Linked DNA regions of Homo sapiens: regions 1, 2, 3 and 5 are each linked to region 4. The links are chromatin contacts, found by Hi-C or POLR2A ChIA-PET in ENCODE. All regions are on one chromosome and are shown on one strand. Each heading gives the region's core, a stretch centred on a gene start or an enhancer-like site at or near the end of the contact. The rest is flanking DNA. Distances are from core to core; before and after follow the strand shown.

Region 1 (2,836 bases), core at 259-2,758, 1.9 Mb before region 4:
GTTGACCCAAGAGACTTTCTCTAGGTCAGCCCTTGTTTTATCTGATCAGGTTCTTCCTCCCCCTGCAGAATTCAGCAGCACCTAGCAGTGCTGACTCAAATGGCAAGTCCGACTGACACTCGAGGGGTTTCCCTTTAGCTGCCACCCTCAATCCCAGAAGTGACAGTGATTCTGTTACCATATCCCCCTCTGGGATCCTCCCCCTGGGAGCTCTGGGGTCCCATAGGAAGGCCACTCTGGGAATTGCTGCCTGTGAAGAGGGGCCCTTCCCCACCCCAGTTGTCCCGTACGTAATCCACAAAGGGCCAGACGCTGACATAGGCACCCAGGAGCCACTGCTGAATTTTTTATACTTAAAAGTAGCCGCACAGAAACACAAAAACTTTCAGACTCTGCTCCGGGAACTGGTGCACGCAAGAGCTTAACTGATTTCGCCGCGGTCTGCGGTGGCTTGTCTGGGGCCAGCGGGATGGGGGAAGGGAAGACCCCCCACTCAGCTCGCTCTCGCCTCCCTCCACAGCGGAGGTGCGACCTCAAGGGAGCGCTGCCGCCGAGGTGACAGATGCAGAGCAGCTGACTGGGGGAAGGGTCCAATCTCCGTCGACCCCCTACTAGGGGAAGCGGGGGACGTGACTTGGAGAACGTGCGACTGAGGAACGGGAGGGGGATGGAGGGAGAGGGGGAACGGGGAGGAGGGCGGGGCTGGCCCTGGCCCCGCCCACCCTCGGGAGGAAGGAGGCTCCTCCCACTGCCCGGGAGGAGGGCAGCCAGGCCACAGAGATGCTGAGCTCAGCATTTGGGGCCCCGGCGGCTGGGTGGGGGCAGGGCGCAGGGTTGGCGCCTTTCTGGTGAGAGCCCTAGAGAGGAGAGAGGGGGAGGGAGGGAGAGGCCGAGGAGGCCCTCACACCCCTGAGGCTGTAACTCTTCTCCAACCGGGTGGGTCGTGCTAACAAAGCGGTCTCTGTTGGGGAGGGGAAGGCTTCCTGGGTGTGCGCAAACCCTAAGGGATGGGGGAAAGAATGTCTGTGACTCACTACCCTAAACCCTGACTTAGCCCCGAGAACTCACGTCAGAGAGGCCAAGCCTTTGTGCCCTCTGACCCCAGGATTGATTTGGTGGAGGGAGCGCAGGGCTGCCCCTGTAGGGCTGCAGTCCCTACTGCCCTGGCTACCCCAGCTAGTGCAGGAAGGAGTTGTATTTAAGGCAACCTTGAAAAGTGCAGGGGGCATCAGCTTGGGAAGGGAAGCAAGGAAAACCTTTCTACCCACTTGGCACAAAGGGCTACCCAGGCCAGGCGGGTGGGTGGCTATTTTTGAGCTGACCTACATACCTATTTGCCTCTTTATCTTTTTATTATCACACATGGTTATTATGGGAACTTTTCTTCAGCACTTAGTGCAGCTGATGCGTTCGATGAGGGCTGCACAATAAGGTGTGTTGCCTCCCTCGCCAGGAAGTTTTTAAGAGTGTCTGGGCCAGGAAAGAAGGTCATCAGTAGGCCTGCAGCAGCTTCCCCAAGCTCTTGCCACATGGAACAGGATCCTGACCCTGACACCCCCATCCAGAGCTGGTCGCCCTGGAGGCAGATGATGACATTCAGATTTGACAACAGGATCACTGGGTTTTGCTGGGGCCTGAAGCCCCTCAGCCTCTGAGCCTTGTTGCTTGCAGAGGCTGACTCCATAGTCCTACAGCCCCACACTATGGCTTTCCTGCATAGATGGAGCAAGGGATGCTCATCTGCATTTGAGTTGTGGGCAGAACTGGTTTGGGATTTACTGCTCTGATTTTTCTTAAGTAGAAGCAAGGAGAGCCTGGAACTTTCTGTTTATTTTACCTCTGTTCAGCCTCACTAGGACCTCCCTCTCCAAACCTTTTAATAGCTCCCCATTGCCTTTAGAGCCAGTCTGGCTGCTTAGTTCAGCCTCGCAAGCCTCGGGGGCAGGCTCTAGATTCATTTCCCACCCACAGCCCAGAAGGGGAAAAACACATATGGTTCTAATTATATCTGAAACGCTCTTAAATTTTCCATAAAGTACAGTATGCATGGCTTTGTGTATACAACTTTGCATAGTAATATGTATGTAGATATGCAAAATATATACAGCCACATAAGGTGGATCATAAAGAGAACATCAACAAAGGATAAGCATATAATTTACAGTATTTTAATCATGCTAAAGACAGACACATAGACCTGGAAGTGAGACTGGCAGAGGTCACAGCAGATTTTTCTCTTCTCTCATCTGGTGCTCCCACTGGGATAGGAAATCTTTGGCCCTGAGAAAAACGGATGCCTGTACTCCTTAACATGCTCTTTTAAAAAAAAAAAAAAAATTAATTTATTTTTTTGAGGCAGGGTCTTGCTCTGTCCCCCAAGCTGGAGTGCAGTAGTGTGATCTCAGCTCACTGCAACCTCTACCTCCTGGGTTCAAGTGATTCTCCTGTCCCAGCCTCCAAAGTAGCTGGGATTACAGGTGTGTGCCACCCACCTGGCTAATTTTTGTATTTTTAGTAGAGATGGGTTTCACCATGTTGGCCAGGCTGGTCTCAAACTCCTGGCCTCAAGTGATCTGTCTGCCTCAGTCTGCCAAAGTGCTGGGATTGCAGGCATGAGCCACCGTGCCCAGCCATAATTTACCTTTTCCAGATTCCCTGTGCCCGGTGAGATGCCATTTCTGTGGGGTCCCAAGTGGCTTCCCTTCCAGCTTGCTCCTACCTTCACACCAATTACTCTTCTTCAATGCACTTCCCACCTTATAGCTACAGCTCACACTCCCAGCTTGTGTTAAGCTCCAGGTCCTTTGAGAAGCCCTCCTTGAACAGGTTTGGGAAC
Region 2 (3,046 bases), core at 21-2,520, 1.1 Mb after region 4:
GGGAGTCATCTTAGATGCACAGGAAGAGGATGGAACACCCTATGGCTTGCCGGGCAGAAAATCAAGGCCTGTCACTCCTGCCTTTCACCTGTAGAACTCCACCTGTCTGAACGCCAAAGTCAAGATGACTTTGCCAGTCCATCCCAGCTAACCCCAGCAATAACGTCACCACGTTCAGGGTGGGTGGGCCTGGAGCCTGTACCAGACCTGGCACTGATAAAACGGGCGTCTTTCCCTACAGCTTAGGCTGTTTCTTTAAAATATGGTAGCACAGCTGGCAGAAGAGACAAATACACCTTTAAGACCTGCCAGCGGACAGTATTTTACACTAAGATGTCAAAGGCAACAACACCTCAGGACAGGAGGATGCATGCGTCCAAGTGCTAGAACAAGCATGCCACAGGCGTCCACCCAACTCAAATGACCAGTCGCTTATTTGAGCTCCTGTGCTGGCTAGAAATTACAGCTTAAGAGGAATAAAAAATTCCATTCAGACGTGCCGCTCCAGACACGAGGCCTATGAGCAAAGTTTCCGGTGGCCTCGCCGCCCCTCCCCGTTCCGGGAAGCCGGGCGGGTCACCTCGTCCTCAGATTAACGAGCAGCTCAAACAACTGGGAGAGCCCGGCGACAGCTTCTCCGGGGCACCCGACACCCTCCGCCAGGAACCCCAAATATGGGAGGCCTGGCCTCCAGCCAGCACCCCCGCCTGCTGCTCGATCACCTCCCCAGCATCTCCATGATCACACCTCCTCCCACGGCGCTCGGACCCTCCCGAACAGGCCCTGCGGAAGGGCCCACCGGCCACCTCCCCGCACAGCCCGGGGGCCTATCTGACATCCAGGGCCCGTTTCAAGGACACTGCAGCAGGCAGCCCGGTCTCGGGGGTCTTCCGCCCGATTGCCCCCCTCCCAAAAACGCACACACACAGAGACACTGACAATGCCGGTAGAATCGAAGGCGAAGGCTTTCCTTGCGCCCTGCAGTCCAACTCGATGCTGGCCCGGAGAAGGCCGGGCGCCGGAGGATGGAGGCAGCGGAGGCGGCGAGCGGATGCCGGAACGCAAGGCTGCGGCCAGGACCAGCGGCGGCGCGGGCGGGGGCTCACCTTTTTGACCTGGTCATCCTTCAGCTCCGTGAAGTAATAGGCCAGGAGCTGCGCGGCGATCATGCTGGCGGTCGGGGTCGCGGGGCGGCAGGCGTGGGGACGGTCGGTCCTCCGCAGCCCTGGCGAGCCGTGGTCCTCCGGCGGCTGCTCGGCGGCTCCTCCTCCTCCTCCTCCCCCGGCTCCTCCCCCTCGGCCCGGGGCGCGGCGACAGCTCGCGCGCTCCCGGTCTCCGCGCTCCCGTCCCCTGGAGGGTGACAGCCGCCAGCCGACCCACCTCCTCCACGCCCATTGGTTGCGGCGCGCCTCTGCAACGCCCGGCGGTGGCGTCCCGGCCGGGGAGCGGGGACGCGGCGGCCGCTCCCTCCTGCGCCGGAAAGGGGGCGGGCGACGCAGCGAAATCCCCCCCGACCCCGCATCATCCTGCACGTCCCCCACGTAGGGAGCCGATGCGGGCCTTCACGCGTGGCGGCGCCGTGCCCGGGTGGGCCGTGCCAGGCGGGGAGGTGCGAGGCGCAGGCAGGAGGCACCGCCCGGCTCCGCCGGGACGAGAAGCCCCTAGGGCTAGTCTAGGGACTGGCAGCCCCGGGGGCACGAAGGCGGTCCCATTCCTCGGAAATGAGGGCTCGCCCCTAGGAGTCCGGTGGACGCCGAGGTGCCGGAGGGGACTTGCAGAAGTGGGCGTGGAAAGCGGGCGGAAGCGGGAGCCGGGGACGCTACGCAGTCCTCGCACCCGGGTCCCGCGCCTTCCTCACCCAGGCCGAACGCACCGGCCTACCTGGGTCTTCAGCGGCAGTGCATCACCTCTCCCCGGCGTGCCCCGCCTAATCTCCAGCTGGCAGATTTGTATTGCTGAACCCAAAGCGACACCCCAGAGCACCCGCCCCCGAGTCACCAGCTCCGGTGGCTCTCCCTCAGGGCGCACTCCCTCTGGGCGGGACTTGGGCCACAGGTCGTGGCCTGTCCCCATCCTCTGGGCCTCCTCTTGCTCTTGGGCATCCAGGCCCACTGGGACTTGGGGCACGGTTCAGCGCCCCTTCCCAGGTGCCGTGTTTTCTACTTTCCCAGAGGAAGTTACGTAGGATGGGAGGACTCCCTAGAGGTGCTACCAGGACAGCCACTTTAGGATTCTTAGATTAATTATTTCTGTGTTCCGGAAGCCTCCAGGAGCTTTAGTGCCTTACAAAATGACATGTAATGAGCTCAAATATACAAACAAGTTGTTGCTATTCTGGTTAGACAGGTAAGGAAATTGAAGCTCAGTGAGGCCTCAGTCTTGCTGGACTTTATACAGCCAGGAAGTTGTAGATCTAGGATCACAGCTTGGATCTGTGAGTCTTTGAAGCAGGTGCTCACCTCTAGGGTTTGCTGTGGTCCCAGTTGTATAGAGCCCCTCTGCCTAAATAGGTCACTTTCCTGCAACCAAGTCTGCACCATATGGTGCCCTGAGATCCAACCCCCAACCTCTACCCTAGCTCTTGACTTTAGGAGTCCCTAGCCCTTGACCAGGCCTAGCAAAGGTACAGTCAAATCAGAGGGAGGGATGACGTAGGTTCAGGGGCCTGACAGCCACCATCACCCACAGAAAAGGAGGAGCTTAGATGCAGTCCTGAGGCCCCAGCTTCCTGTCCAGGTCACAGTCCCCACCCCCTGCCTTAGGGCCTATGCAGAGGGGCATCTTGAATCACCTCTGAGACTGTGTCTTCATCCATAAGATGAAGACACTAATGCCCACCTCACCTCCCCTTGATTGTTGTGTAATACTGTACGCAAAATACGTGCACATAATACACACTTAAGGAATGGCAGGTATCATAGAACTGACTGAAAAGTTAATGCGGTTAAAGCTTCAGGGACTCTCACTTTCATTCCTACCCTTCTAGGCCCTGGGAGGGCCTAGCAGTGTGATATTTGTATATTTATATTTGAATTATTTTCCATAG
Region 3 (2,958 bases), core at 39-2,538, 1.3 Mb after region 4:
GGGAATTATTTCATCAAGCTGAAGATATTCCCTAAAAGATCCCAGTGAAGCCTGTTCCCTACAATTGACAATGTTTTATATTTTAAAAATACATAAATTAATAACGTTCCAGAAACATTACTTGCTCTTTTTTCAGCATTAGCATAACTAGAAGAAAATGATTTTATAAATTTCCAACATAAAATGAATGTCTCTGCGATCATCTGTAAGATTTCATCTCCACCGGAAGTAAGATCATGACAACCAAAAGTCGCTTTGACGAAACAAATCTAGGACATGTGTGTCATTGTGACTCAACATTTCCCTTACCATTTGGCGGAACCTAGTGTTTTTCTACTATAGGTTCAGCCATCTCTCTATCAAGCCATGACCTCCGTCTTATTTAGACATGATTCCTTATTTGCCAAAGAATAACAAATTGTATTTTTCTTACAAGCCTATCATTTTCATTGTCTTAGTCATTACAGGTTTTAAGTTGTTTCAGTCTGACTAAACAACACTAAATGGTAGATAAACCTAGGAAGATATTTCCGAATATGATGCTTCTCTGAGCAAGAGCACAAATACCAAATTATTTGGCCTTCTCTTTAAAATCTGAGAGGTTTTACATGAACTATGTCTAACCATAATTGAGTTTTCAGTAAGAACCAAGTTTATCTTTAAAAAAAAAAAAAAGAAAAGAAAATACACACAGTCAGATTCACCCCAATTGGAATATAACGTCTCCCAGTGTTAAAATAACAATGACACCGTCACAGCGCACTAAAACTTGGGGCTGATGTAGACACTTAGGGGTAGGCAGACACCCCCCAACAGTCAAAGGTGCCATCTCCTCCATGCAACAGGCACAGGAGTCATTTTCTAGATTCCTTTTTTGAGCTTTTAAAATTTATAAACCTCACATTTTCATCCCAAAATAGCACATTTCAATCATTGTAAGAGTTTACAAGACTGCACACGCCACAGAGTTTAATTTTTCTTGGTACCAAACTTAACAGAACTCATATTAAAGGGTTCAGCGACCCCAAATCCTTCTTCTTTGCCTCCTTTCTCACAATATTATACATTCTATGCCTTAAAATGAATATAATGACTTGCATGGACCACAGGGCTTACAGAGAAGATGGCTGGGGAACAAGACTCCTGAGTCTTACCTTGAACTGAGGATTCCAGAACCAGGATGAGGGCAAGAGCCAGGACAAGCCGACTGCATTTGAGTAGCTTCTGCATCATGACCAACTTAGTCTAGCTCTCCCAGCTGCACGCCAACTTCTTGATTAGGAAATGTAGCAGGGTGCTCTCTGTCCCTTTTAGAAAATGTTCCAAAACCTCAAACCCTGCCCAGAACACACGTCACAATTTCCTGAACAAATAGAAAGACATCCACATCAAAACCCAGAAAGAAAGGGGGTGGGGGGAACACAGTAAAATAACTATTCATACCCATTATGAAACTGTACTGGACTCCCCCCAGGCCTGCTTTTTCAAAAGTTTTGTTGTTTGCCACTTGCCTGCAAGACATTTTTTTTTCCCACCGAAACAGTAGAATCAGCATTTGGGACAGTTTGTTTTTCCTTTCTTCAGGTAACAATCTAAACACTAGATTGCTAATATTAAGAATCTGCTGCATTTTTTATGAGATAAGGGATCTAGGTGCTGCCTTTTCGTCACCAAGCACTTTCAACATAAAACATTCTCTTCATTTTCTTTTTCACCGGGGAGTAACATACCTCACTGAGCCAAGCTCGTGAAGTGAAACTTCAAAGCTGAGCTCTAACCTTCAAGAATGAGTTGTCGGATTTCAGATGAACAGTTTCTTCTTCTTCTTTTTCTTCTTTTTTTTTTTTTTTTTTTTTTTTTTGAGATGGAGTCTCACTCTGTCACCCAGGCTGGAGAGCAGTGGCGCGATCTCAGCTCACTGCAACCTCCATCTCCAGGGTTCAAGCAATTCTCCTGCCTCAGCCTCCTGAGTAGCTGGGATTACAGGCGTACACCACTGCGCTGGACTAATTTTGTATTTTTAGTAGAGACGACGTGTCACCATGTTGGCCAGGCTGGCCTCAAACTCCCAACCTCAGGCCATCCGCCTGCCTCAGCCTCCCAAAGTGCTGGGATTACAGGCGTGAGCCACCGTGCCCAGCAAACAGTTTCTTCTTAAACTCAGTTTCTTGCATTGGATCATTGGCTCTCTCTCTATCTCAAGAACATAGGATTTTCAGTTACAAAGACTGTGGTAAAACAGAAAAACTATTTTGCATTCCCCTCTCCTTCACATTGAGCATTTCTTAAGATGGATTCCATTTCTATTTTTATCTGTTCTCCTAGTCAAAATTTTCAACTCGAGTTTTGGGTCCTCTGGCCTTGAATAAGCCAGAAATCAGGAACGAGGGAGAGGTTGTCCTCACAGTGAGCTGCTGGACCTCAGCAAACAACACAAACCTCTGCCTCATGTAAATAAAGGAACAGCATTTTCCCTGGGCATGGTGCAGATTTCTGGAGGACTAAGGCTCCATATTAAAGTTATACAATAAAGGCCAGGTGCTGTGGTCCACACCTGTAATCCCAGCACTTTGGGAGGCTGAGGTGGGTGGATCACAAGGTCAGGAGATCGAGACCATCCTGGCTAACACCGTGAAACCCCGTCTCCACTAAAAATACAAAAAATTAGCCGGGCGTGGTGGCGAGTGCCTGTAGTCCCAGCTACTCGGGAGGCTGGGGTAGGAGAATCGCTTGAACCCGGGAGGCAGAGGTTGCAGTGAGCCAAGATCGTGCCATTGCACTCCAGCCTGGGTGACAGAGAGAGACTCTATTTCAAAAAACTAAAAATAATAAAATAAAATAAAATAAAGTTATACAATAAATACAAGCCTATCATACATCCTTGCCCTTGTGGCATATACATTTTCCTTACTTCCTTTCAAGATTCAACCACTCTCCATTTCAACATGTCTATCCCTA
Region 4 (3,134 bases), core at 217-2,716:
GAGCTGCGAAGTCCCCACCCTCTAGCAAGAGGCCACCCCAGCACCAAAAGAAGACAAAGTTCTGAAGTTAAAAAGGAGGCCCCGTTCCCTTCAATAAGGCTCCTCAAAATCGCTTTCCAGGCTCCTCCCTCTGGAGGACAGCCCAGTTAGGGCACAGACAACCTTTGAGCTCTCTTCCCGTGACCAAGCTTCACCTCTACCCCAGTATTACTTATTTGTAAACAGTTCCTGGTCATGCTTTGAAAAGCAATGCCAGGGAACCACCCTCTCTCTGGATTGCCTCTCTCTAGCCCCTTCCACAGGATCAAGCAACCACCCCACCCAACTGGGGTGTCCTTGACAAAGGTCCTTCAATCCATTTCCAAAGGCGTCGCTGCCGAAAGACACCCTACCTTAAGGCTGTCAGCACCCTACCACCCCCACCTACTTTCCCTTGGCTATTACTTGAGCTTTATTTTATCACGCTCTCCTCCCGGCCTGGGGACTCCCCTCACCCGTGGGGCCTCGTCCAGCAAAGTAAACAATGCTGTCAAAGCGGGATAACGCTGGGCGAGGCTTCCAGACTCCGCATTCCAGCCTCCTCCCGGTGTTCTAAAAGCAGCAAAAACAAGCCATCGCAGGATGCCAGGGCCGAATTCCTCTCCCAAAGTTCTTTTTTAAAAAGCCCCGGAGCCAGCTCCAAAATCAAGCATTAATTTGCACAATCTACGACAGGCAATGCAGACTGTAATGCAAGGCCAAGTGGAGCCAAATCCGCCCGGGAAGGAGGCAGAGAGGAGAGAGAGAACTGGGTCGAATGCGTAAGCCTGCCACGAAGCGGAAACAAGAGCTCTTTTTCGCGACAGGACAGCCACATTCCCGAGTGGGGCGCGCGCCGACTCGAGCTGCGGGCAAGAGCGAACACGAAGTAAAGGGTCCCGAACGCTCGGGCGGGCCCAAGGGCAGCGTCCCCGGGGCTTCGGTGGAGCTGGGGGCGGGGGCGAAGCGGCCGGGCACCGAGGCGCCGAGGAGTTAGAGGACCGCGGCGGGACACCGGGCGCGGCGGACGGCTGGCCGGCGCTCACCTCCCGGTGTGGTGGAGAAGAGCGTCCCCCCGGGCGTGGTGCAATAGTCATGAGGTAGCTGCGCGGCGTCGCTGATGGCCACGGTGCGGGTGGGGATGGCGCGGCTCTGGCTGGGCTGGTGGCCGCTGCCGGCTGACGAGGACATGGCTGTGGGCGCGGGCTCTCGGCTTTGTCCGGCGGGCAGGCGGCGGCGGCGGGGCCGGGGCTGCTTCGGCTCCTCAGGCGGACGGAAAAGCGCGCTCTGCGCGCTCCTCGCTCGCTTCCTCCCGTTCCCTCGTCCCGCTCCGCTCCCGCCGCCGCCCTCTCAGCCGCCGCCGCCGCCGCCGCTCGATCCTCCGGCCTCAGCCAGCAGCCTCAGGAGCAACAGCAGCGGCAGCAGCGGCGACGACGACGACCGGAAGCGGGCGAAGGCGGGAGCCAGAGGGAGTTGGGGAAGCTGGTCGGCCGGAGGTGACGTCGCCGCGGGGCGGGGCGAGGCAGTGAGGGGCGTGGCTGAAGTTGTTGAAGGGGGCGGGGACGAGGGGCAGGGCTGAGGAAGAGAGTGGCTTAACCCCAGCGAGCGGGAGAAGAGCCAGAGGGAGCGCGAGCTAAGTGTTTGTGAGCCTGGTGAAGGCGGACAAGGAAAACTTTCTTCTTATTGTTTGTCATTGTCGGTTAACACCACTTTACTTGAGCAGACTTGAGTTTCTCATGCATTCCTATGCATTAAAAATGTAATTTTACTTTTAATTGTTCATTATTAATTCAGGCACTACATGCACGATGTACTGTATTTTAAAAATCAAACAGAGCAGAAAGGTTTATGGTGCCACTTTCTCCCAGTTTCCGAACTCCCCTCAACCGCTGTACCAGTTAATTGTGTATCCTTCCAAAGACCATCACTATATACACACATAAAGCAAGATCTAAACATTAGGAAAAGGAAGAAACCAAGAGCCACTCATGGCAACAAGAATGAGTATTATTGTATTAGAGTTAAAATGAGGCACAGGAGAGGGCTTAGACCATGAGGTACCTGAAAAATCTAGATCTGGAACTCTATTCTTTCCTCGAGGGGTTCTCAAACTTTGGGTCTCAGTACCTCTACATTCTTGAAAATTATTGAGGATTTCCAAGAGCTTTTGTTTGTGTGGATTATATGTATTGATAATTATTGTATTAGAAATTAAAACTGAGCCGCTGCTGATCACTAGTGGGATTGTACCTGTGAATAGCCACTGCATTCCGGCCTGGGCAACAGAGTGAGGCCCTGTCTCTAAAAAACAACAACAACAACAACAACAAAAAACAAATTAAAACTGAGAATGTTTTAAATGTTTATTAATTCATAAAATAATAACCTATTACATGTTGACATTATATTTTTTAATTATCTAAAACAAATAGTGAGAACAGTGGCATTATTTTATATTTTTGCAAACGCTTTAATATCTGGCTTAATAGAAAACAGCTGTATTCTCATATCTGTTTCTGTGTTCAAGCTGTTGTAATGTGTTGATTCAACTATATGAAGAAAACCCAGCCTCACACAGGTATGTAGTTAGAAAAGAAGGTTGTCTCAGATCCCCGAGGGGCTCTCCAGATCACACTTTGAGAACCGCTGCACTAGGGCAGCACTACTTCTGCCCACAACATGCCCAAGGTGGGACTGGGAAGACACTCATGGGTAAGGCCAACATAGCTACCATCATTCCCATTTTGCAAATGAGAGAAATAAGGGTAAGAGAGGTTGAGGGGAAAACAGCTATTGCTTCACTGCTCAGAGGGTCAAACAGGTGCTTGGCAAGAACATAGACAAAAGAACTTACAACAGCCCAGGGCAGGCCAGGGCATTACATGGTACTGATTTTGTGGTGAGTGCCCCAAGAATCCAGAAAAAAAAGTCCCCTGCCTGTCCTGCCATCTGGAAGCTGCCAGAGTTGCAGAGGGCTGAGTTTAACCTTGAAAGACTCTGAGACTTTGGACATGCCAACAGAGACACTTCTAGTGGAAGGAAAGGGGAAGATACTAGTTTACATTTGTGTAGAGCTTACAGTGTGTGGTTGATAAAGTGCATCAGTCCAGTAGGGG
Region 5 (3,038 bases), core at 26-2,525, 1.4 Mb before region 4:
CTATCTCTACCTGTTGTGTGACCTTGGATAAACGTCTTGCCCTCTCCTAGGCTCAATGTCCCTACAGGTAAATGACCTCTAAGTGCCTGCCCTAAGGGGCTAAGATTCCCCTCCTTTCCCTGCCTTGCGGTTGGCAGGTTCTTATCCTTCTGGAGAGGGTCATCATCATTCTCTGTTCAGGTCCTGGCAGGGGCAGCCACAGGCAGAGGGTCTTTGGGTCTTAATTTCTGAAGGCTTCCATGTCACATAAAACGTTGATTACATAAATTTGTTATGCTTTTCTCTTAAGCTGTCTCGTTACAGGAGTGTTGGTTGTGACTCTTATGATCTCTTATGATGGGTGAGGAATGGTATTACATCTTTAACGGTACCACAATGTGAGGCTTAAAAGTTTTTTGTTTTTTTTTTTTTGGTGATGGGAATCTCTCTCGCTCTGTGGTCCAGGCTGCAGTGCAGTAGTGCGATCTTGACTCACGGCAACCTCCACCTCCCGGGTTTAAGCAATTTTCCTGCCTCTGCCTCCTGAAATAGCTGGAACCACAGGCGAGCGCCACCACGCCTGACTAATTTTTGTATTTTTAGTAGAGACAGGGTTTCACCATATTGGCCAGGCTGGTCTTGAACTCCTGACCTCATGATCCGCCCGCCTCGGCCTCCCAAAGTGTTAGGATTACAGGAGTGAGCCAGCATGCCCAGCCCAGACTTGCCTTTGACCAGGTGCCACCACCTGCCCCCACGTGCCCCTGGCCAGGACTGAGCCCTGTACCCTGTTACACGACTACTTATTCTATGTGAAACCCCAAGCTATTCTATGTGAAACCCGCTACTACAATGGGCTAATTTTTTTGTATTTTTTTTTTTGTAGAGATGGGGTTTCACCACGTTGCCCAGGCTAGTCTTGAACCCTCCGCCCGCCTCGGCCTCCCAAGTGTTGGGATTACAGGCGTCAGCCACCGCGGCCGGCCAACAATGTGGAGATTTAAAAGGTATTTTACATATATAATCTCTGACCTATTCAATTAGTAGGGCTTTTCTTTTATGACCTTTCCCTTCCCTTTCTCCAAGTTCTTCCTCACTCCTCCCCATAGCCCTTCCTTTCGCCCCTCCCATTGCCCCCTCCTATTGGCCTCCCCTTCGCGCAGGCGCCCTCAGAGGCGCTGAGTCAGGGCGCTGTTGAGCTCGGGCAGGCCCGGATGGGGCGGGGTTAGCGCCTGCGCTCTGGACGGCTTTGGGGCAGGGCAGATTTATATCTGCGGGGGATCAGCTGACGCTCCGCATTGCAGACTGCGGAGTCAGACGGCGCTATGTACGCCCTCTTCCTCCTGGCCAGCCTCCTGGGCGCGGGTAAGCCCTGGGACCCTCATCCTGGGGAGGAGGTGCCTCGCAGCGTCCATCTGCCCCAGAATGGGCTGTGCCGGGCCTGGCCCCTCTGCTCCCCCTGCCCTAGTTGGCAAGGGGGCGCGCGCACTGCGCAGGCGCGTTCGCTGGCTTTCTCTGGCTTTCTCTGGGCGGCTGGGGGCTGCGGGGGGCGGGCTGCGAAAATGCCCCCGGGAGGACGGCCCAGGCCCTGGGCAGCATCTCCTTCGGGGCTCGAGTGGGTTCCTGCGCGGCTGGGGCCCCGAGGCCTTCCCTCAGGCTGCGCTTCCCACTGTGGGGGTGGGTGAGTCTTGTAGGGTGACCCCTTGGGCAGCTGTGTTGTGCCTGTGCTGGGCGCACGTGATCGAGGTGGGCTGGAGCCCCGTCCCGCAGGACACTTTGGCCGTTGGCTTCAGTTGCCTGTTTGTAAGGGTAGCGAAGCTGCAGGAAGCACATGTGTATCATCTATATTGACGTTTGCATATGTATTTACTCTGGATTCTAGGTGTTGACAAAACGAGTCAAACTCTGTAAAAATATTTTGAGATTTATTCTGAGGCAAATATGAGTGACCATGGCCCGTGACACAGCCCTCAGGAGGTCCTGAGAACATGTGCCTAAGGTGGTTGGGATACAGCTGGGTTTTACATATTTTCGGGAGGCACGAGACATCAATCAAATACATTTAAGAAATACGTTGGTTTGGTTCAGAAGGGCGAAACAACTCAAAGCGGCGGGGGGCTTCCAGGCCATAGGTAAATTTAAACATTTTCTAGTTGATAATTGGTTGAGTTTATCTGAAAACCTAGAATCAATAGAAAGAAAGTATTCAAGTTAAGATAAAGGATTGTGGAGACCAAGTTTTATTGTGCAGAGGAAGCTCTCAGGTAGCCGACTAAGAGAGCGAGCACGTTGTAAAATATTTCTATGGAAATGAAAGGGTGACTGGCTCTTAGTTGATTATCTCCTGGATCTGGAGAGGAAGGAAGGAAAACATAGGGGAAAGGGGATTCTCTATAGAATGTGGATTTTTCCCACAAGAGACTTTGCAGGGCAATTTCAAGGTATGGCAAGGAAATATATTTTGGGGTTAGATATTTTGATTTTTTTTTCCTTGTCTTATAAAATGTTATGCCAGAGTCAGATTGGAAAGTAAGTCACGATATATGGGGTCAAATAAAACCCATCTGATGAGAGTTTATGGTTTGTAGGGTATGATTCCTACACCCCTTAGATAGGAATTTGGGCAAGCTAAAAAAAATCGGAGCTTAATTCTCATAGGTATTGAAGGCGATATAGGGTTTTCTGGTCCAGTTATTTTGCCATGGGGTCCTCATTTCACTTGCTTTGAAATGTCTTGCATCTGGGTGCGGTGGCTTATGCCTGTAATCCCAGCACATTGGGACACCGAGGTGGGAGGATCGCTTGAGCCTAGGAGTTGGAGACCAGCCTGGGCAACATAGCAAGACCCCACCTGTGAAAAAAAGAAAAAGAGAAAAGAAAGTCTTGCACGCTATTGGCCGTTTTTTTTTTGTTTGTTTGTTTTGTTTGTTTGTTTGTTTTTTGAGACGGAGTTTCGCTGTTGTTGCCCAGGCCGGAGTGGTGCAATGGCGTAGTCTCGGCTAACTGCAACCTCCGCCTTCCGGGTTCAAGCCATTCTCCCGCCTCAGCCTCCCAAAGTT

What was found. Hi-C counts contacts between places; a loop is a spot of excess contacts on that map. ChIA-PET counts read pairs that join two places held with the same protein, here RNA polymerase II (POLR2A). Pooled maps may share reads with other maps.
Region 1: a loop to region 4 is called in a pooled map, with 7 times the contacts of the local background. The contact joins the enhancer-like site here to the promoter of EIF4EBP2 in region 4. A Hi-C loop is called at or near these places in 1 of 37 single-sample maps with no recorded cell type and 1 of 50 pooled maps. POLR2A ChIA-PET finds 5 or more read pairs at or near these places in 1 of 52 experiments (BJ).
Region 2: a loop to region 4 is called in a map of CD4-positive, alpha-beta T cell, with 10 times the contacts of the local background. The contact joins the promoter of HK1 here to the promoter of EIF4EBP2 in region 4. A Hi-C loop is called at or near these places in 3 of 168 maps with a recorded cell type or tissue (CD4-positive, alpha-beta T cell, CD8-positive, alpha-beta T cell and naive thymus-derived CD4-positive, alpha-beta T cell) and 8 of 50 pooled maps. POLR2A ChIA-PET finds 5 or more read pairs at or near these places in 1 of 52 experiments (A673).
Region 3: a pooled map shows a loop between it and region 4 (6-fold over the local background). The contact joins the promoter of SRGN here to the promoter of EIF4EBP2 in region 4. A Hi-C loop is called at or near these places in 1 of 50 pooled maps. POLR2A ChIA-PET finds 5 or more read pairs at or near these places in 2 of 52 experiments (T-cell and activated CD4-positive, alpha-beta T cell).
Region 5: a loop to region 4 is called in a map of naive thymus-derived CD4-positive, alpha-beta T cell, with 11 times the contacts of the local background. The contact joins the promoter of PSAP here to the promoter of EIF4EBP2 in region 4. A Hi-C loop is called at or near these places in 1 of 168 maps with a recorded cell type or tissue (naive thymus-derived CD4-positive, alpha-beta T cell) and 5 of 50 pooled maps. POLR2A ChIA-PET finds 5 or more read pairs at or near these places in 1 of 52 experiments (MCF 10A).

What each region holds. Positions count from the first base shown.
Region 1 is chr10:72,258,828-72,261,663 of GRCh38, reverse strand. No RefSeq gene overlaps it. Among named protein-coding and RNA genes, the nearest start is that of DDIT4-AS1, 13 kb to the left of the region's middle. RefSeq lists enhancers at 192-301, 322-461, 756-1,399, 1,512-1,581, 1,612-1,831 and a silencer at 632-841. Within about 2 kb of position 1,508, at least 38 of the 41 ENCODE cell types and tissues checked have a DNase peak (open chromatin) inside an H3K27ac peak, as active enhancers do.
Region 2 is chr10:69,317,071-69,320,116 of GRCh38, reverse strand. HK1 (hexokinase 1) reads right to left here and starts at 1,270. Exons shown (of 18, transcript NM_000188.3): 1 at 1,107-1,270. The coding sequence starts at 1,169. RefSeq lists enhancers at 687-736, 2,027-2,256 and a silencer at 1,037-1,716.
Region 3 is chr10:69,086,433-69,089,390 of GRCh38, reverse strand. It overlaps SRGN (serglycin), which reads right to left and starts at 1,288. Exons shown (of 3, transcript NM_002727.4): 1 at 1,155-1,288. The coding sequence starts at 1,233. RefSeq lists enhancers at 1-1,157, 2,805-2,958.
Region 4 is chr10:70,402,477-70,405,610 of GRCh38, reverse strand. It overlaps EIF4EBP2 (eukaryotic translation initiation factor 4E binding protein 2), which reads right to left and starts at 1,466. Exons shown (of 3, transcript NM_004096.5): 1 at 1,065-1,466. The coding sequence starts at 1,209. RefSeq lists silencers at 1,165-1,374, 1,405-1,594.
Region 5 is chr10:71,849,488-71,852,525 of GRCh38, reverse strand. It overlaps PSAP (prosaposin), which reads left to right and starts at 1,275. Exons shown (of 14, transcript NM_002778.4): 1 at 1,275-1,344. The coding sequence starts at 1,305. RefSeq lists enhancers at 1,064-1,594, 1,595-2,125, 2,517-3,016.